Linked DNA regions of Homo sapiens: region 2 is linked to region 1. Evidence: read pairs that join two places in POLR2A ChIA-PET (ENCODE). Cell type or tissue: HepG2. All regions are shown on one strand. Each heading gives the region's core, and the rest is flanking DNA. Links, peaks and the distances in the headings are about the cores only. Region 1 overlaps LOC101927896 (a long non-coding RNA gene). Region 2 has its middle 110 kb from the start of SH3BP4.

The links. Peaks named below come from ENCODE experiments on the same cell type or tissue, not always from the same donor. Only the 100,000 strongest peaks of a DNase experiment are listed, where the experiment ranks them.
Region 2: POLR2A ChIA-PET joins it to region 1 with 6 read pairs; 2 of 35 experiments call an interaction of 5 or more read pairs at or near these places.

What each region holds. Positions count from the first base shown.
Region 1 is chr2:234,860,605-234,865,980 of GRCh38, reverse strand. All of the region lies in intron 2 of LOC101927896 (a long non-coding RNA gene), which reads left to right. Among named protein-coding and RNA genes, the nearest start is that of SH3BP4, 89 kb to the left of the region's middle. RefSeq lists enhancers at 2,282-2,576, 2,423-2,995. In HepG2, for the core only: no CTCF peak of the experiment used is centred there; a DNase peak (open chromatin) is centred at 2,440.
Region 2 is chr2:235,062,799-235,068,174 of GRCh38, reverse strand. No RefSeq gene overlaps it. Among named protein-coding and RNA genes, the nearest start is that of SH3BP4, 110 kb to the right of the region's middle. In HepG2, for the core only: no CTCF peak of the experiment used is centred there; no DNase peak of the experiment used is centred there; H3K27me3 peaks cover 1,687 bases.

The sequences.
Region 1 (5,376 bases), core at 272-5,271:
GTGGCAGGGTGGGTTTGGGCATATAGTCTGTTATTTAGATTCTATGCTAACAAAGGCAAAAGGAATGTTGGCCTAAGATGACAGATGATTGCTTTCTCCCAAGGTTAGCAGGCTAGGTGGGCAAAGTTGGATAGTAGTCTTTACTGGCACTTGCAGGTCCTATGGGACAATGCAAGACAGGACATGTCTTCCAACTTCCTGGTGTCAGCGTGGCTCATTGTGTCCGGCTTCTGAAGACAGCCACTCAGTTACATGCAGGCCATGGGCCTGCTTGCTCTCACATTACCCCTTCCCCCTCACACTAGGAGAAGAGTAATGTGGTTGGCAGAATAATAACCCACCAAAGATGTCTGTGTCCTAATTCCTGGAAATTGTGAATATGTTACCATACATGGCAAAGGGGAATTAAGGTTGCAGATTGAATTAAGGTTGCTAATCAATGAGCTTAAAATAGCAAGATCATCCTAGATTCCCTGCATGGGCCCAATATGATCACAAGATTCCTTATAAATAGAAGCAGCAGGAAGAAGTCAGAGGGATGCAGCGTGGGAGGACACAGCTGGCCAGTGCTGGCTCTGACGATGGAGGAAGGGGCCATGAGCCAAGGAAAGTGGTGGCCTCTGGAGGGAACGCAGCCCTCCTGAAACCTTGATCGAGCCTAGTAAGATCCATATCAGATCTCTGACCTCCAGAACAATGAGATAATGAGTTTGGGTTGTTCTAAGTTCCTATGTTTGTGGTCTTTTGTTACAGCAGCAATAGGAAACTGATACAGGCATGATTACCCACACTGTAGAGATTCTCAACAAAGACTTACAGAAACCACATAAGTTGCCCAAATCAGCAACATTCACAAGCAAAAATGACAGAGCTGCCATTTGGTCCCAGGCCCTGCAACTCTAGAATCTATGCAGTTCGACCCCCTGGTGCTGGCTGTTTGTCAGGCACTAGTGTTATTTTCTTACTCTGGAATTAGACTCGGCAAAAGTTAGAAACACCCGTATGAATGGGAGATAGAGGATGACCCCCGTGGCTTGGGATGTGTCCTGACAGGGACATTGTGTCATTGTTGCTAGACACAGCCAGGAGTAACTCAATATAAATGCAAAACTGGAGTTTTCTGGGGAAGGATAAAATAATAATAGAATTAAACTCACCATTTGATAAAACTGCAAGGGCTGTGTCTCAATTCCACCTGGCTTCCTGTCCCGGGCAGTGTGGAGGCAGAGTTCAAACTTAGGAATATTCAGAAACTGCTGAGCCAAAGGCCATGAATATTTATGAGGTGTCAGGGCTCGCCGGGTGCTGTCATGTTGGCTGGAGGAGCATGATGTGCCAGGTTTGGGTTGCTCTGCCCTCCGTCCCTGCATAATGAACTGAAGGGTGCCCTGACTTCAGCTTCTCCATCCGTCCATATGCTAAGCTAGCATTAATCCTTTCCCTGGGGCTTCATCTCATATCACTGAGTTTTTTTCCAAATGCCACCAGGGGGAAAGGTTGCATGGGCATCTCTGTCAGCTTCGTTTTTAACAAAATGACCATATTTGTGTTTTTAGCTGTCTTCTTTGTGGCCTAAGGAATTGCCTGAAGCATTCTCAGGGCCAGCCATAAGGCATGGGGCTGGGCTGGGCTGCGTTGGACAGAGATCCCTCATTCCATCTCCTCTTCTATCAGAGGAACTCCACATTTATCTGTTTTGCTTTTTGAGCTTCCCCACGAGGTTTTATTTCAAGAAGACCATCTGCTGCTACAAAAAGCTTGAGAACAATTGATTAAAAAAAAAAAAAAAACCCTATGATGGTGAAACTCTATGGGAAATTTATCAGACAATAAGTATTGACTTTACTATACACCAGGCACTTTTCTGTCACCGGAACGGAGCATCGAATAAAAGAGACAAAGATTCCTGCTTTCAAGGAGCTTACAATTTTAGTAAAGTAAAACATGATACCCTAAAAAATAATCATGGGGGGACATGTGGATGCGCCTGTCTTCTGGGCTTTCTTGGGCCTCCTAGATTGGATGTTAGCTTGGGGTCACTTTCACTCTTGGAGCATGTGTTTTCTTGCCCCTTCCTGTTATTTGATGACCTTAGGCTGCCCCACCCCCAGAAGTCCTGGAAGTCCTGGGAGTGTCCCTTGTGGACTCTGGCCCTCCTTCCCCAGGCACCCAGGTGCTTCTCTGACCCCTGTGGGCCCTTCCTGGGGTGAGGTGGTGGGGGCGGGTCACATATGGGAGCACAGCTGAGGGCTGCTTTGGGAAGAAGCAGGGATGAAGCCCCTCTCCCCGTCTGGCACCCCCAGGGTCTGACTGACTTGTGATGAGCACACCTCTTTTCATCTTGGCTCCAAGTCATTTCTCCCAGGATTTCAGCCAGATTCCATGGGCTGGATCAGGGTCACGTGGGCTGGACTCGGAGTGTGTCGTCCTCGGATGACTAAGGCTTTGTTCCGGCCTGACCTTGCCTGCCTGGCTCTCTTCCCTTGGGAAAATTCTCTTCCAAGAGGCTCGTCTGTCAATCCCCCCTCAGAATGGGCTTCAGCCGGGCAGTCTCACCAGTTTATCAGACAAGCCCTGTCTTGCCCCCATGTCACAGGTGCAGCTTTTCCTCATGACATGACCCCTCCCTACACAAGTCTTCTGCCCTTAACCTGAGGGGGAGTTTCTCTCCTCCCCACGTAGGCCACGAAGTGGAGCAGCTGCCCTCTCTTCACTTCACCTCCATGCTCCCAAACAACATTGTCGCTTTTAAGACAGTCACCACTGAGAACGCTGGGCAAGTCCCAGAGGCTTACGAAATTTTACAGAGCGCATCCTTAGACCTGCAGACTACGGGGGGAATAAAGCCTCTCCTTCAGTTTGCAGATGGAACTGAAAGAATTTCTACACAGTAAACAGATTCACCTGAACTGGCCGAGTCTCAGCAAGGTCTTATTGAATTCTAACACACAGTGTAACAGTCAAAAGTAATTCCGCTTTTACCTGGGCCTCTTGAAGGACAGTAAAGATGATCTAATCTTAGTCCCTGGCAGCTTTCCTTAAACCCACTGCACTCACCCTCCAGTGTTCTCAGACCGCACCCTCCCCTTCCCTGGTCCCCCAGCCTCAGCCCCGGTCTGCACATCGTGTTCCTCAAGCTTTCCTCCCCTCTTGGATTGGAGGATGGAAGGTTGGAAAAGCTCACATTAATACATTATGTTCCGGCTCATCCCTTTTTTAGTTTTATTTATTTATTTTTTGAGAGTCTGGCTCTGTTGCCCAGGCTGGAGTGCAGTGGCATGATCTGGGCTCATTGCAACTCTGGCTCGAGTGATCCTCCCACCTCAGCCTCCTAAGTAGCTGGGACCACAGACATGTGCTAGCATGCTCAGCTAATTTTTGTATTTTTTTAGAGATGGGGTTTCCCCATGTTGCCCAGGCTGGTCTCGAACTCCTGGACTCAAGTGATCCACCTGCCTCGACCTCCCAAAGCGCTGGGATTATAGGTGTGAGCCACTGTGCCCTGGTCCCTTTTAAAAATTCTTGGTGGAGCCAGTTCAAACTCCCAATGTCGCTCAATCTGGTTTCTCTCTCCTGTGAAGTCGCTTTCCTCTGCCACTGCAGCTCCAGAGGCCTGAGGACAAATGTCAAGGTCAAGGGTAGCAGAGCTGCTGTCTCGTGGCCCAGACTGACCTGCTGGCTTTCCCCTGGTCCTTGCCTTTCTTTCTTAAGGACAGTGGCTTGCGGGGGAGGTGGACTGGTAGGAACAAGTCAGATGTTGTTGGCACTTGTGTCTTGTTTCGTGCATGTGATGTCTTAAACAATTTTATTACATTCAAAGCAGTGCATTTTACATGAAAACCCAGGTTTCTGGCATGTCTTGAGAAGCTGGGACATTTGGTGACTCCGTGTCCCCAGGGAGCAGTCAGCTGAGAAGGTTCCCTTAGACCCAGTTTGTTTCTTCAGTTCACACAGTCCTGCTTGGCCCACGCGCTCCTTTTCCTGTCCAGCCCCTGCAGGCATTTGAGTTTTCAAGCTTGCCTTTGTTGTAATGGCTTTGGAATAGCTTGCATTATTTATAGTGCTCCCATTTAGTTTCTGTAGGCCACACACATTTTGACCCAAGTAAGAACTGTATACCCAGATATTAAGAGGGGCAGGGAGGAGATGAAGGTCTCCAATTGCCTACCCTTGTAATTCCTTACTGCTGGTTCAAGTCAGGGAGATTCTTCCAACAGTGCCCCTTCCTCAAAATGCAGGTGGCTGGGGAAGATGATGGCATGGCTTCTCTTGGACCAGGTCCTGGCTGCCCTGGACATCATTTCTGTTGCTTAGGTTGAGTCGTGGGTTCATGTGGGGTCTCGAACACCATCAGGCAATGGTGGTGAACCCCACCGCCCCTAAACGCGATGCAGCCTTCTTGGAGTGCTTTGCTCAGTCTCCTTCCACCTGAGCAAGGCAGCTCTCCACAGGCCCCTGCCCCGGCACTGGCATGCAAGAAGCAAAAAGAAAGCCTTCACAGCATTATTTCTTTCTAAGATTCAAGTGAAAGTCGGCACCTAATGGCTTTTGGCACAGTTGTTTCTTCTTTAGGGACACACATATTGTACAGTGGAATTCAAAACATTTCTATGGTTAGGTTGTGCTAAACAGTATAAAATTCTTCCACATTTTAAAAGAAGGCATAGCCCTTAGCTAAACCATGGATACTTCAATAGAATGTTTTAAAACTTTTTGTTTTTAAAAAAACTATAGATTCATAGGAATTGCAAGAACAGCGTAGAGCAGATTTGTGTGTGCTTTACCCAGTCTCCCCCAATACTAATATCTTATAGATTTGTAATATGCGACGGGAACTCATGTTAAAACCTAATCCCCCCTGTGAAAGTATTAAGGGGTGGGAAATCTGACTATGGTATTGGAGAGGTGGGACCTTTGGGAAGTGAGGATGGAGCATTAGTGGCTCTTTTATAAGAGGAGAAAGAGATACTTAAGCCAGCATGCTCAGTCCCCTCACCATGTGATGCCCTGCACCACCTCGGGACTCTGCGGAGAGTCCCCACCAGCAAGAAGGCCCTCACCAGATGCAGCCTCTAGACTTTGGAATTCGCAGCCTCTGGAACTCTAAGGAATAAATTTCTTTTCTTTATTAATTACTCAGTCTTAGGTATTCCAGTTATAGCAACAGAAAATGCACTGAGACAGTACAATATCAAAACCAAGAAATTGACCTAGGTACAATCCACAGATCTTATTCAGATTTCATGCACTCGTGTGTGTGTGTTTCTAAGCAATTTTGTCACATGTGTAGATTTCTATAACCACCACCTCAATCAAAATACAGAACTGCTCCAACCCTCCCAATATCTCTCATGCTGCCCTCTTATTGTCACATTC
Region 2 (5,376 bases), core at 206-5,205, 200 kb before region 1:
TGGGGTACATGTGCAGAACGTACAGTTTTGTTAATTCTGTCTACTTTACAGGCTATTGCCAGAGTCAAATGAGCTAAAAATCTCTAAAGTGCTTAGGACTGTGATGGGCACAGGGTAAGTGCTAAGTGAGCCTTGGCTGTTATTAGTCCGGGTGGCCTAGGAATAAAACTGGAGCCGCTTTTGCTTCTGTAGTCATGGTGTTGCCCAGGGTAAGGAATGCCAGGAACTGGGCTTGTCTCAGAACCCTCCTTGAACCTGGTGGAGACACACACACAGACACACACACACACACACACACACACACACACGAATACCTCACCTGCATACCTCCCAGGGACTTACAGAGGCCTACTACACAGGTACCAGTGTGCAAAAGGGACCTGAGCAAAGTCCTGTCTGAAGATTGGCATCAGCCAGATGTGAGGACTGTGGATCTGCCCGTGTGGTACCTTCCACAGAGACAGGGAGCCTCTGTCCATCCAAACAGCCATGGCCCTTAGTCCCTGAACACATAGCCTCAGGTCAGCCCCAGGCCTTAGCCTGGCCAGGGGCACATGCTGTCCTGTTTCGGAGTTTCCAGCAAGGGGATAAAAATCACTCTCTCAGGCCAGGCGCGGTGGCTTATGCCTGTAAACCCAGCACTTTGGGAGGCCGAGACGGGCGGATCACAGGAGGTCGGGGGTTCAAGACCAGCCTGATCAACATGGAGAAACTCCATATCTACTAAAAATACAAAAAATTAGCTGGGTGTGGTGGCACATGCCTGTAATCCCAGCTACTCAGGAGGCTGAGGCAGGAGAATTGCTTGAACCCGGGAGGCGGAGGTTGCGGTGAGCCGAGATCGCGCCATTACACTCCAGCCTGGGCAACAAGAGCGAAACTCCGTCTCAGAAAAAAAAAAAAAAATCACTCTGTGATGCACAGAAAGCCTGAGACAGACACTGGGTAGAGAGAGGGGTCCATTGCTAAGCCCTGGCTGGCTTCTTTATCCCTCTCAGCAGGGGCAGCCCAACAGGTCCCAGTCACGTGGTCTGCATCAAGCAGGCTCCCTGAACACGACTGCCTGGATTTTAATTAAAGTTCAGCAGGAGGTGACTGCAAGTCCAACAATGATTGGAAGCCAGGAGGTGCAGAGGGAAGAGGCTGGAGCTGTGGCTGCTGAAATATTTAGAAATCACAAACAGAATCCCCCCTCCTCCCCTCCTCTCCAGACACGGAAGTCATTTGTTTCTTTTCTGTCTAGAATTTTACCAAAAAAATCAAAAATGGAGCTTGTCCTCACACTTTAGGACACGGAAGAATCCGATGGAAAGCTTGCTAAATTGCAGATTCCTGGGCCTCCACAGGCATCAGATTCAGGAGGCCTGGGAAGGTCTTGGAAGCTGCATTTTTAGCAGGCTTTCTCCTGCTGAGTTTTCTTCAGGAGCTCCATGGGCTACACTTAAAGACACAGACGAGTGGTCACAGCAACTATGTTTTCAGAATGATATTAAATAGTGGAATTCTTTCATTTTCTCCAGATTACTAGGCTGGTAGCCAGTCGGCCTCCTCTCAGAGCTGTGAATGAAAGAAAATACATGGAAATCCAAGATAATAATTATATTTCAACCAGAGCTCTGTTGTGATCTGGCTGACTTGCAAAATGCCCAAATAAGATACTTTTATAAAAATTTCAATAATGTGGCTGGGTGCCATGGCTCATGCTTGTAATCCCAGAACTTAGGGGGTTCGAGGTAGGAGCATGGCTTGAGGCCAGTAGTTCGAGACCAGCCTAGGCAACATGGCAAGATCTCATCTCCACTAAAAGTTAAAAAAGAAAAAAAAATAGCCGAGCATGGTGGTGGCACACAGCTGTGGTCCCAGCTACTTGGGAGGCTGCAGTGGGAGGATCACTTGAGCCCAGGAGGTTGAGGCTGCAGTGAGCTGTGATGGTACCACTGCACTCCAGCATGGGTAACAAGAAAGAGACTGCCAAAAAAAAAAAAATTCAATAATGTAAGGAAAACATATTTTTTTAAAAAATGTATTTATTTATTTATTTATTTTAAGATGGGGTCTCGTTATGTTGCCCAGACTGGCCTCGAACTCCTGGCCTCAAGCAATGCTCCCATCTCAGCCTCCCAAAGTGTTGGGATTACAGGCATGAACCACTGTGCCTGGCTTAGAAAACGTATTTTTAGGACATTTTGAAAATAGTGATACTAGTAATGACACTAAGAAACTGCTTTGTTTGAAGTGAAGTGTGAGTAACCATACAAAGCTCTTTCATTGAAGGAGAGAAAGCTGCCTGACTACAGCAAAGTACTTTAATAATATTTGAAGTAGGATTTTGGAATATTGTTACATGCACGTCACAAACAGAAAATGGAGTTGTTTTTGCTTGGATATGAATTTCTGAATGCAAAAAAATTATCCTTGTTCTGATATTCTTGTGCCTGGCATAGTGACATCAACCTTTGGTATATCTCTGTATAAACCTAATATTCTGTATAAACCTAATATTTATGGTTTATTCTGTATAAACCTAATATTTGAAAAATGATAGCTATCTCCCAGGTCCTGGGAAAAAATCCGTAAATCTCCAGGGTCCGTGTGAATTATTTTTAAGTAGGTCGAGTGCCCTGAGTCCCTCAACACACATCCCCTTTCCTGTCTTTAATTTCTCAGCTCATCTATCCATGGAAAATGTGATAATGAGGAATATGTAAAGGTGTTGTACAAAGCTCCTGGAAGAACTGGAATCTGACTTTCTAAAGATATTTTTAATGCATAATAATATACTTATGAATTCACTGGCTGTGCAAAGAATCCACGCTGTCCAGCACTCCCATAAACAGGCACAGAATTGCGTTTGTACCTGTCAGTGTTACAGGTTGTTATGCTGATCTGTCGGTGTGAATTTTGCTGTAAATTCCTCATTCTGTGTATGTTGGTTCTAACCAGGCTCGGGATAAAAAATGTAAGTGACTCAGTTCTCTGGATCTTTTCTCTCCTAGACAAAAAGGATGGCTCTGAGCCTCCTGGAGTTGCCAGGCAACCTCCCTATCCCCCCTCTGCCTGCCTTGGGCTGGCTCAGGTGTCAGGGGACTGTTCAGAGAGAACTTTCAACCCCCAGAAAGCTCACCTGAGGCTACAGATGTCCACCAAGCGTACCCACACTTGCTATTCTCTCCTACGTGGGATCGTCTACACCCTGGGTGTGAACTGATTTTGCACTTCGAGTGCAGAAAAATATGTGGGTGTGTGAAAAATAAAGCAAGCACTTGTTATTCCAAAGTGTGAGCTTCAGCTGAGTTAAACATACGTAACATTATAGCGGGAAGACCAACAAACTAAAAACGAGTAGAGATGAAACTTTCTAGAACACGGTCTGGATTCACCCACAAAACATGTATTTGTTAGATTAAGAAAGAAGGAGTCGGCTGGGGGTGGTGGCTCACGCCTGTAATCCCAGCACTTTGGGAGGTCGAGGCGGGGAGATCACAAGGTCAGGAGTTCGAGACCAGCCTGGCCAACCTAGTAAAACCCCGTCTCTACTAAAAGTACAAAAAATTAGCCAGGCGTGGTGGTGGGCACCTGTAATCCCAGCTACTCCGGAGGCTGAGGCAGAAGAATCGCTTGGACCCAGGAGGCAGAAGTTGCAGTGAGCCGAGATTGTGCCACTGCACTCCAGCCCAGGCGACAGTGCGAGAATCCATCTCAATAAAAAAAAGAAAGGAGCACCACAAGGTACTCACAAAGCTATTCAGGCACTGGGACCTGGCCTCCATGCCCCTGAGGAAATTTCTCTGAAGATTTCATTCATCCAAGAATGTATTGAGTGTGAGGTTGAATTTATTGAGTGTGAGTCCAGCGCTGTGACATCCTCCTTGTCCAGTTCACAGTCTGTGGGGTACACCAGGCAAAGACTCAGCTGTGATACAGAGAGATTCAAGTTCTATTTGTGGTGAGGTCAGAGAGCTATGGGAAAACAAAGGAAGGACCTTTCGCAGAGGGAGCATCTGAGAAGACTCACCTAGGAGCGTGATTTGCAGAGCTGAATCCTGAAGGAGTAAACAGAGCAGGAAGTCAAGGTGTTCATCTGAAGGCAACAAAATTGCCAAGTGTTGATTCTTCACCAAAGGGGCTTATTAAAGGGGACCTGGGCGATTCACAGTAGGGCTGGGAGAGCTGAGCCCCACACTCAGTGCTAAGCTTCCAGGAACCCTGTCCAGAACTGGCCTGGTGACAAAAGTGTGGCTGCAGTGGGCGTGCCTGGCACTAGAGCAAACTGCCATGGCTGTGTGTCCCCCACAGACCCTCGGCCGGGTCAGGAGCTCACCCCCGTGACCACTGCTGCCCTGACGCTCCCGCCGGCTCTCTTCCCTCCTTCTGCATGAATCGGAGCCTCAGAGTCCAAGCTCCACGTGGTGGACTCTGGTCATACGCTTATATTTAGCTGCTAGGGAAGCTGTGAGTTTATGTTTTAAGGGTCCCAAATATAGCGAGAGAGTTTCCAAGGTGCTGAGCACACAGACGATATGACAAAGGCCACCCTCCCAGTGAGGGCAGAAATAGCCACAAGGGCAGACAGCCATGGAAATGCTGCAGGCAGGCGTCCCGTTTCTCCCTCCCTGTGTTCAACAACACAAGTCCGGAACAATGTGTGATGTATTATCGGCCAGCCTTTCACCTTACCAAGCGAGGCATTAAAACACCAAAACAACTCCTGCCACTACAATCCCCTGTCACCTTCAGTCACCAGGATATAGGACATTTTAACACGAGAAAGGAGTGAAGGGCTTAATCTCAGGATCAGAGACAGTTATTTGATGTGCATCAATGTGGCCTCATGAAAATCCTCTGTGCGCTGTCTTTTCTTCTCTCATTTTTCAGGTACCAGTGAAAGCTTCATCGGGACCCACAATGACCTCCAAGCTGGCATTTGGGAGCCTCCATTCATCGGCTGAAACCAGGGGACTGCTGATGGCAGAGGCTAAGCAGGAGAGGGGTATGAATCCTTTTTTTTTTTTTTTTTTTGAGACAGAGTCTTGTTCTGTTGCCTAGGCTGGAGTGCAGTGGCACAGTCTCGACTCCCTGCAGCCTCTGCCTCCTGGGTTCAAGCGATCCTCCCACTTCAGCCTCCCTAGTAGCTGGGATTACAGGAGTGTGCTATCACACCCATCTAACTTTTTGTGCTTTTAGTAGAGATGAGGTTTCACCATGTTGGCTAGGTTGGTCTTGAATTCCTGACCTCAAGTGATCCACCCACCTCAGCCTCCCAAAGTGCTGGGATCATAGGTGTGAGCCACTGCACCTGGCCTGAATCCAATTTTTAACTTATTTTGTATTTTATTTTATTTTAAGACGGAGTCTTGCTCTTGTCGCCCAGGCTGG